Regions from separate parts of the Homo sapiens genome. Here region 1 is linked to region 2. Evidence: read pairs that join two places in POLR2A ChIA-PET (ENCODE). Cell type or tissue: MCF 10A. All regions are shown on one strand. Region 1 overlaps LOC105379412 (a long non-coding RNA gene). Region 2 overlaps ELF2 (E74 like ETS transcription factor 2).

What was found. Peaks named below come from ENCODE experiments on the same cell type or tissue, not always from the same donor. Only the 100,000 strongest peaks of a DNase experiment are listed, where the experiment ranks them.
Region 1: POLR2A ChIA-PET joins it to region 2 with 10 read pairs; 9 of 35 experiments call an interaction of 5 or more read pairs at or near these places.

The regions. Positions count from the first base shown.
Region 1 is chr4:139,241,075-139,246,074 of GRCh38, forward strand. It overlaps LOC105379412 (a long non-coding RNA gene), which reads left to right. Exons shown (of 4, transcript XR_007058273.1): 4 at 4,221-4,758. Among named protein-coding and RNA genes, the nearest start is that of MGARP, 37 kb to the right of the region's middle. In MCF 10A, no CTCF peak of the experiment used is centred here; DNase peaks (open chromatin) are centred at 1,557 and 2,667.
Region 2 is chr4:139,165,535-139,170,534 of GRCh38, forward strand. All of the region lies in intron 1 of ELF2 (E74 like ETS transcription factor 2), which reads right to left. Among named protein-coding and RNA genes, the nearest start is that of ELF2, 9.2 kb to the right of the region's middle. In MCF 10A, a CTCF peak has its summit at 2,460; a DNase peak (open chromatin) is centred at 2,487.

The DNA.
Region 1 (5,000 bases), 76 kb after region 2:
ATGAGATAGCAATACCAGCTTGCCCCAATAGATAATCCAGTGAAGGCTGTGAACCAAAATTTCAGTTAAAGCAGTTTCCATGGCAGCTTGATTTTTAAAGACCAAACCTTCCCAGACTCCAAAGAGCACTGGGGCCAAACCCTACCAAAGTAGCGTGTCACACATTAACCAGGCTCCCAGCTTAGAACCGCAGCACAAAAGCCTGGATACATGCAATGCCATTCCACTTTCCCTTTAGACAGTAAACTCCAGATTCCAAACAATGTTTGGGCCAGACAGCATTGCAATTGCGAGAGAAAATTCTAAGGAGGATTTAGTACTAGACCTCAGAGCCTCTGCTAAGAGCATCCCCTTTGAGCAGGTTGAGGTCCACAGGACCCACGGAGCATCCTCCTGTGGGGTCCAATCTTAGAGTGTCAGATGTCTCTGACCTTGGGTGGGCACTGGTACCACGTGCAGGTTTTCCCCTCCAAGGCCTACCTCCTAGTATGAGTCTTATAATAGCCATGAACTCTAATGAGAACAGGATGCCAGGTGGGCTTTTTGTCTTTAGCCAGTTGAGTACGTAAGGGAAGAACTTAGCATAAGAAAAGAAAGTTTAAGTCCCCTGAAACACGCGCGAGTTTGCTCTGAGCTGCAGGGATCAGGGATCGCCTAGATCTCCTTCCCCCTTCTGGACAGTGCAATTATAAACAGCCGCTGAAAGACTGAAAAGAAAGAAAGGAAAAAAAAAAAGAAAGAAAAACACCCAGATTCCTTAAGCTAACTGTAAAAAGACCCTGTTCCCCTAAGCGAAACATGAGATGGCAGTTAGGCCATCCTCAACATGGAAACCCTTCAGTTTCACGAACCACGGCCAGAAATCTGCAGCTGTTTCCATGTTTAGACGCCGCCCACCAAGGGTCCCCAGTTGGAAAGGAAAAGAGAGAGCGCGCCCCTGTATGGAGCGGAAAGGAAAGGGAGTAAAATGAATCCCAAACTTTTCGGCTTACCTCTTCTTCCTGTCTGATTCGCCGAAATATTAATGGTGGAGAGTGTCCCGGTTCTTGGCTTCCTGAACAAAGAATTGGACAAAACGCACAAGCAAGGAAAGGAAGGAATGAAGGGTTTTATTGAAAACGAAAGTACGCTCCATGGTGTGGGAGCGGGCCTGAGCATAGAGTCTCAAAGTCCCTGTTGCAGAATATTTGGGAGTTGAAATACCCTCTACTTGGGTACGCCCTATGTAAATGGAGAGGATGAAGTACAGTTACAAAGTCATTTACTTGGCCTTCGCCCTATGGAGAGGATATTTCCTATCATAGCTCAAGTGTGAATCTGCCTTATGTTCCCTGCCTCCAGACCCTATTTTCCTGCCTTACCAGGGCTAATGGAAATGTACCTTAGAATAGAAGAAGACTGTTGAAAACGAAGATTTTAGTCTATTTTGGTGTCTGCTTATAAAAGTGCCTGACATGTAGAAGGCACTCAATAAATACTTGTGGAATGATGAATGAATGAGAGGATGAATGTATGAGTGGGAACCCAGCCAAGCCCTTGACCTGTGGTTTTCTCTGGGTTTCAGCATCCCAGCAGCTCTCCTGGCAGGGAGGCAGAGCCCCCGGGGGCCACAGGGCAGGGCAGGCAAGATCTGGAAGTCAGTGATCAATGAGACTAGAAGGAGTTACCCATAAAAGGAAAACTTTACACTAACTCATCTAGAAAGTCAAGAGTGAGGGTGTTCTGTCACCCCACTGATGACCAGGAGTGATTTCACTGATCCTCCTGCTCCATGTGTGCCAATCTAGAGCCATGACTCCTGTCCAAAAGAGCGACCTTTCCACATACAAATAGAGAGAGTTCTAGACAGACCATATGCTGAGTTTCAGAAACAGAAATAATCACTTTGTGTGGTCCAGAAACACAGCTGTAATCCTGCTTAGAGTTGCTTTTTCTCTTTGTTTGCTTGTGTTGTTTTTTGGGAGACAGGTGTCAGGAAATAGCCTTTATAATAATGACATTAAAAATTTTCTTCTCTTAGGGCCGGATGTGGTGGCTCATGCCTGTAATCCCAGCACTTTGGGAGGCCAGGGTGGGCAGATCACGAGGTCAGGTGCTCGAGACCGGCCTGGCCAACATAGTGAAACCCCATCTCTACTAAAAGTAACAACAATTAGCATGGTGACATGTGCCTGTAATCCCAGCTACTTGGGAGGCTGAGGCAGGAGAATCACTTGAACCCGGGAGGTGGAGGTAGCAGTGAGCCGAGATCGCGCCACTGCACTCCAGCCTGGCGACAGAGAGAGACTCTATCTCAAAAAAAAAAAAAAGGCAACTTTCCATGATTGAAAAGTAGTACAATGTAATCCAGATGGGTTAGCTGAGACTAAGAGCAGTCAATAAAATACTTTATTAATGGCATAAGAGTTGCCTCCAGGTACTGGTGTTCTGATTACATAATATCTACATTTAAAAAAAAATCTAGTTCATGTGAAAGCATGGACATGCTTTAGGCATTAGGCAGCAGTAACTGTAATAGGACCAATAAGGCAATGTACCAGTCCAAACATGTCCATACGCTGTGATTCATTGTTGTTATGTTCAAAAGGGTTAGAGCTCTAGATAGCACTGAAACTCAACCAGCAGAAACTCTCCAGTAACCAGAAACTCTAATTTTTTGTTTGTTTTTTTAGATATGGGTCTCACTGTCACCCAGGCTAGAGTGCAGTGACTCACTGCAGCCTCAAATTCTAGGCAATCCTCCAGGCAATACGAGCTTGCCCCAATAGATAATCCAATGAAGGCTGTGAACCAAAATTTCAGTTAAAGCAGTTTCCATGGCAGTTCCATGGCTTCTCAAATTGCTGGGATTACAGGTCTGAGCCACTGTGCTCAGCCATGAAACTCCAATTAAAATAGTAGGCAGGGCGCAGTGGCACATGCTTGTAATCCTAACACCTTGGGAGGCCAAGGCAGGAGGATTGTTTGGGCCCGGGAGTTCAAGACCGGCCTTTCAAACATCGCAAGACCCTGTCTCTACAAAAATTAAAATTAGCTGGGTGAGGTGGCACTCACCTTCAGTCTTGTGAGGCTAAGGGTAGGAGGATCGCTTGAGCACAGGAGAGCGAGGCTGCAGTGAGCTGTGATTGCGCCACAGCACTCAGCCTGGGCGACAGAGTGAGGCTTTGTCTCAAATAAAATAAAATAAAATAATTGTAGTAGTGTCCACAAGAATCACCTGCAGACCCCGAAGATCTTAGACTTCGAATATTCACCCTGACTGCTCCCTTTACCTAGAATCCCACTTATCTTAGATCAGTCTAAGTCCCCACCTCTCCATTTGGCTACCCCTGCTTATCCTTCAAAACTCAGGTAAGATTTTCTCCTTAGCCAGGAGCCCTCTTTGAGCATAATTCACTTCCCCACTTCTCCTATAAGCCCCCATAGCATCTTTCAAATTTCTGTGTAGTTAACACATTACATGGCATATTTTGTTTGTCTTTCCCTCTGCCCAGAAGGTAAGCTTCTCAGTCTATTCATGCACCTAGTAAAATGCAATTACTATAGTAGGCAGCTCAACAAATATACACTAAGAAATGTTATTCAGAGTCTTGAAAAGTAGTGAATTGGCCGGCTGTGATGGCTTATGCCTGTAACTCCAGCACTTTGGGAGGCTGAGGCGGGCGGATCACCTGAGGTCAGGAGTTCGAAACCAGCCTGACCAATATGGTGAAACTCCGTCTCTACTAAAAATACAAAATTAGCTGGGTGTGGTGGCAGGCGCCTGTAATCCCAGCTACTCGGGAGGCTGAGGCAGGAGAATCACTTGAACCCAGGAGGCGGAGGTTGCAGTGAGCCGAGATCGCGCCATTGCACTCCAGCCTGAGCAACAAGAGCGAAACTCCATCTCAAAAAGAAAAGAAAAGTAGTGAATTAATTTGATCAAATAAAAGTAGCTTAGATAGCTCTATCTGCAATAAGCTTTGATGCTACAAAATTTTCCAGTGATCTTTAAGAGGAAAAAACTGAGAAGCAGTGTTCACTTTTCTTTCAGTTTCTTCTTTCCAGGAGGATACTAAGAAGTAATGATGCCTCTTTTTTTATGCTTAGAAAAATCTCAGATGAGGACAATCATCTTTATTTCTATTTTCAGCACGGGTTCTTGCTGTGTGGCTGTGAAAATGACTGACAGAAATTATAACCAGGTACCGACTGCTCTGTACTTTTTCTTTCTCTTCCAGGTTCGGGATGGCACGTTCCTAATTCCCTCTTGACCACAAAATGTGAGGATCTAGCCTCAAATCTGCAACGCTTGCGTCTAAGAAAAAAATTGTTTTTAAATTTCCATTTAACAGAAATACAGATGCAGAGCCATATAATCATCGGTCTTTGATCACTCAGCAAATCACAGAACAAGGAACAAATCCTAGAGGGGATGACAGGCCAGTTTTTGACCCTATAGCCCAGCAACCTCAACACAGAACCGGAACCTTTCCCACATTAATCGCAAGGCAAGCAAGTGACAGATTTTTACTTTTTAGTTCAATCTTTTTAAATCAATTATAAAAGATGACAAATATACACCTCTCTTGGGATACTTTAGATAGGGCCTTATATAAGTATTATATGTCCTAAAATCAGGCAGATCTTTCTTTATCCCCGTCACATATTTTACATTTCTGAAAGTAAAACAGGAAATTACTTCAAGAAAATGCCTGGAAGAAAAGCAAATATTTTCAAACTATTCAGAAGAATGGAATTTTTCAAAAATTAAAAGTTGCCAAAGGGAGCCAGGCATGGTGGGTCACACCTGGAACCTCAGTGCTTTGAGAGGCAGAGACAGGATGATCACTTGAGGCCAGCAGTTTGAGACCAGCCTGGGTAACATAGTGAGACCCTATCTCTATAAAAAATTAAAAAATTAGCTGGGCCTGGTGGTGCATGTCTGCAGTCGTAGCCACTCCAAAGTCTGAGGTGGGAGGATCACTTGAGCCCAGCAGTTTGAGGCTGAAGTGAGCTAT
Region 2 (5,000 bases):
CGCCTGTAATCCCAGCTACCCGGGAGGCTGAGGCAGGAGAACCACTTGAATCCCAGAGGCAGAGGTTACAGTAAGCTGAGATCGCACCACTGCACTCCAGCCTGGGCAACAGAGCAACACTCCGTCTTAAAAAAATAAAAAATAAATAAGTCTTTCTTGACCTCAAACTAACTTTAGGATGTTCCACAAGGCACTGGACCTTCTCAAAGATTTCTGAAACAGAGACACTGAACTAAATCAGGCTTGATATGCTGAATTATATGGAAAGCACTGACAAATAAGTGATTCTAGATCTTCTTGCAGTTACATTTATTGATATGATATTAATATGAATATTCCAAAAGTATATAAAACTCTTAGAAATCTAATATGTCATCAGTCATAATTCTAGTATATATTACATGCCACAAAAATAACTGAATTTCTTTGTCAATTGCTGATTATAATAAACTTCATCAGATTTTTAACCATGGCTATTCTAAATCTTCATCATTCACAGTTTTGATTCTTCTCTAAAAACAGGCTGGGCATGGTGGCTCACGCCTGTAATCCCAGCACTTTGGAAGGCCGAGACGGGCGGATCACCTGAGGTCAGGTGTTCGAGACCAGCCTGGCCAATATGGCTACTAAAAATAAAAAATTTTAGTCTTTAGTCTCTGGTCTTTACTAATTTTAGTCTTTAGTCTCTACTAAAAATACAAAAATTAGCCAAGGTAGTAGTGTGCACCTGTAATCCCAGCTGCTTGGGAAGCTGAGACAGAAGAATCACTTGAACCCAGGAAGTGGAGGTTGCAGTAAGCCGACATCAGGCCACTGTACTCCAGCCTGGGTGACAGAGTCAAACTGTCTCAAAAAATAAATAAGTAAAATTTAAAAATAAATAAAAATAAAAATATCTGCAATCAGGTTCATGGAAAAGATTTGTACGCTTAAATATACATTTCTAATAACTTTAAGCTCAATGGACTAAAAATTTTCCAGAATTCTAATGAAGAAACTGATTAGTTAGAAAAACTGCTAATTAAGATTAAGCAACACAAAATATGAGATTAGGCCGGGCACGGTGGCTCACGCCTGTAATCCCAGTACTTTGGGAGGCCGAGGTGGGCGGATCACAAGGTCAGGAGATCGAGACCATCCTGGCTAACATAGTGAAACCCCATCTCTACTAAAAATACAAAAAATTAGCTGGGCGTGGTGGTGGGCACCTGTAATCCCAGCTACTCAGGAGGCTGAGGCAGGAGAATGGCGTGAACCCAGGAGGCAGAGCTTGCAGTGAGCCGAGATGGTGCCACTGCACTCCAGCCTGGGCGAGAGTGTGAGACTCCGTCTCAAAAAAATAAAATAAAATAAGAGATTAAATAATCAATGATGTTTTTATGACTTTTATTTGAAACACTGTTGGTTCTTTACTTAAATGTTCAGTTTTCCAGATTTAAGAAAATTTTTCTCTTAAAGTATCAATCATTTACAGTAATTTGGTAAGATAATACTTATCTCAACAAAAGTGAAAGCATTTACTTTTTCTCCCTACTTGATCCCTCTGCATTAGATATTGGTTAAGTAAAATTCAGAAACTATTCATGAGTATTCTTATTTTTATGATAATATAGGGTTGTTGGCATAAGTTCATAAAAGTTTGCTCTCTTTATAACAGGATACAATTAGAAACGTTAGTTATATTACCAAGACTTTGACTGGAATATCTTATTTAAGAATGTGCACACAATGTCTGGGTTCAGGTGTTCCCATTCCTACAGTGAGAGAATATAATCTGTCACTTCTTGGCCAGCCCAGGAACCTTAAGGCTGTAGGTGAAATCTAATGTCTCCCTTGGTTTGGCTTCCTAGTCTTGAAGGGTTTATAAATCTGAGATTTCTTTGTGGTCAACAGCTATTCTTGCTGCATTTATGTAAATAATCAGACAAAAAACTAATAAAACTATTTTATAAACAAATTTGTCTTATTCTGATTGGTAGAAACTGGGATGACTATAAAAAGTTATGCTTCTAAAGAAAAACTACTGTATCTATTATTAGACTGTAGCCCTGTACACTGTATTTGAGTTTTTATTATCTACCTGCAAACTGGCCTAGATCCTAAATTCTTCTAGGTTCCTCCAATCCAACTTTCTTCCACAGAATTATTAAAACAGAAATTGCTCTGTTCCTGAAGCCCTATAAGCTGAAACTCGATGAATTTTAAGGGACAAGTCTGGTACTCGAAGTCTGAGCCACACAGAAAAGTTCACCAAACTGCCCAATGCCTTAACCAGAGACATTCAAACTGCAAACCAGGATGAGAAGTCGATGGTTCCGCACTGTAGACAGGTTTTCCCAAGATAATTGAACAAGGGGAGACTCTTACCCCTCTTAAGGCGTAGCTTTTTCACTTGGCAAGATAATGTTGTAACTGAAATTTCACAATCAGTAGCTTCTGCTGGTAACTTGACAGAACTTGACCTAAGAGATCCTTCAGTCCACCTAGTGGGTGACTCTGGCAACATCCCTAAAAAAATTATTCACACTCTGCTTTAATTCAACCCAGTTATGGAATGCCGAATGATAACAATGCTCTGCATTAGCTATTGGTTAAGTAAAGAAATGTCTGTGCTATTACTAATACTACATGATTTACCTGGATAAATTCCTTTGAGGAAGTTGAGACTCATACGCAAAATAAGAAAACAGATCACATGGTTACAACAGGTCTCATCTAGTTCTCCATGGTCACTTGGTTTCTTCAACTGACTGCCTTTAGGTCTAGCTTCATGGCTCAAAACCATTATGTAAACTGGTATTATATTACTATTAATTTTACTTTGTATTTTCCTTTTTAAACTTTGTACATGTTATTTGTTACATTTCTGTAGTAGTACAGAATTATACTGACCCAACAGAATTATACTGGGCTGGCCCTAAACCCTGAGATGATAGCCTACATTTAAGGAACAGACAAAAACTGATCTTAATAATGGATTCCCGGCAGACTTAGCCTGAGAATCACTCCCTCCAAACTTCCCTTGTGTGCTCAAATGTGACTGAAAGGGTCCTGACACTGACTCCTAGTTTGACAAGCACTCCCTCCAACATGGGACCATACCAACAACCCAGGACAGGTCCATCCTGGCACCTAAAGATAATTAAAACCTAACTACAAGATGATTGATCAGTGATGCTTCCAAAGAAAGATCCCTTTTGTTTTATTTGTTTTTTTAGAGACAGGGTCTCACCATGTTGCCCAGGTGGGTCTCAAACTCCTGGGCTCAAGCAATCCTCCTGCCTCTGCCTCCCAAAGCGCCAGGATTACAGGCATGAGCCACTGTGCCTGGGTCCAAAGAAAGATTTTGATCAAAAGGGGGAAAAGTGAAAGTTGTTAGAATTAAAATTGAGTCATTTGTGTTAAAAGCCCTGACAAATGGAGCCAGGGAAGGCCATGAAAGGAGGGTTCTCATGCATGAATACCTGATTAAAAAAAAATAACTATTGCCCGGGCATGGTGGCTCACGCCAGTAATCCCAGCACTTTGGGAGGCCGAGACAGGCAGATCACGCTTGTAATCCCAGCACTTTGGGAGGCCAGGGCAGGCAGATCACTTGAGGTCAGGAGTTTAAGACCAACCTGGCCAAAATGGTGAAACCCCATTCCTACTAAAAATACAAAAATTAGCCAGGCATGGTGGCGCAGGCCTGTAGTCCCAGGTACGTGGAAAGTTGAGGCAGGAGAATCACTTGAACCCGGGAGGCAGAGGTTGCGGCAAGCCGAGATCGCACCACTGCACTCCAACCTGGGCTACAGAGCGGGACTACATTTAAAAAAAAAAAAAAAAAAAACTATCACAAAAAAACTCATAAAGGCCACAACCCTGCACAAAGGCAACTGCAACCTTACACAAAAAAATACTTCTGCAAGGACATCTGCCCAGTAACTTCATGTCCAACCTCAGACTGGCATCACTCTTGTCACTGATCTTTATAGCCAAACATAATTGATTTAAAACAATGATGTAATCTTCCTCATTTTTCCTTTAAAAATCTGTCTTGGCCGGGCGCGGTGGCTCATGCCTGTAATCCCAGCACTTTGGGAGGCCCAGGTGGGAGGATCACGAGGTCAGGAGATCGAGACCATCCTGGCTAACACGGTGAAACCCTGTCTCTACTAAAAATACAAAAAATTAGCTGGGCATGGTGGCGGGCGCCTATAGTCCCAGCTACTCGGGAGGCTGAGGCAGGAGAATGGCGTGAACCCGGGAGGCGGAGCTTGCCATAAACTGAGATCTCGCCACTGCACTCCAGCCTGCGCGACAGAGCGAGACTCTTGTCTTAAAAAAAAAAAAAAAAAAAGCTATGTCTTCCTTTACCTCCCTGAATATGCACATAGTTTACTACGGTATGCATATTCCCATTATAATGCCCATTCCTGAATAAATACTGCTTTCTTTCAGAGGGACTGTCTTTTACTTAGGTTGACAGAACCATCTGTATGTAAAAGATGAATTTAGAACCTTATTTCTCACCATACACAGAAATTAATTCAAAATAGATGATAAAATCTAACTGTTAGAGTTAAAACTATAAAACTTCTAGAAAGCAGAAAAATCTCAAGATCTTGGATTAGGCAGAGTTCTTACATAAGACAACAAAAGTATAATCTATAAAAGAAAAAATTTAGAAACCACACTTCATCAAAATTTAAACTAATTACACTTTAAAAGATCTTAATCGCCTTTTTTTTTTTTTTTTTTTTTTTGAGACAGAGTCTCGCTCTGTTGCCCAGGCTGGAGTGCAGTGGTGCGATCTCGGCTCACTGCAATCTCTGCCTCCCGGGTTCAAGCGATTCTCTGTCTCAGCCTCCTAAGTAGCTGGGGCTACAGGTGCACACCACCACACCCGGCTAATTTTTGTATTTTTAGTAGAGATGGGGTTTCACCATGTTGGCCAGGCTGGTCTCGAATGCCTGACCTCATGATCCACCAGCCTCAGTGTCCCAAAGTGCTGGGAT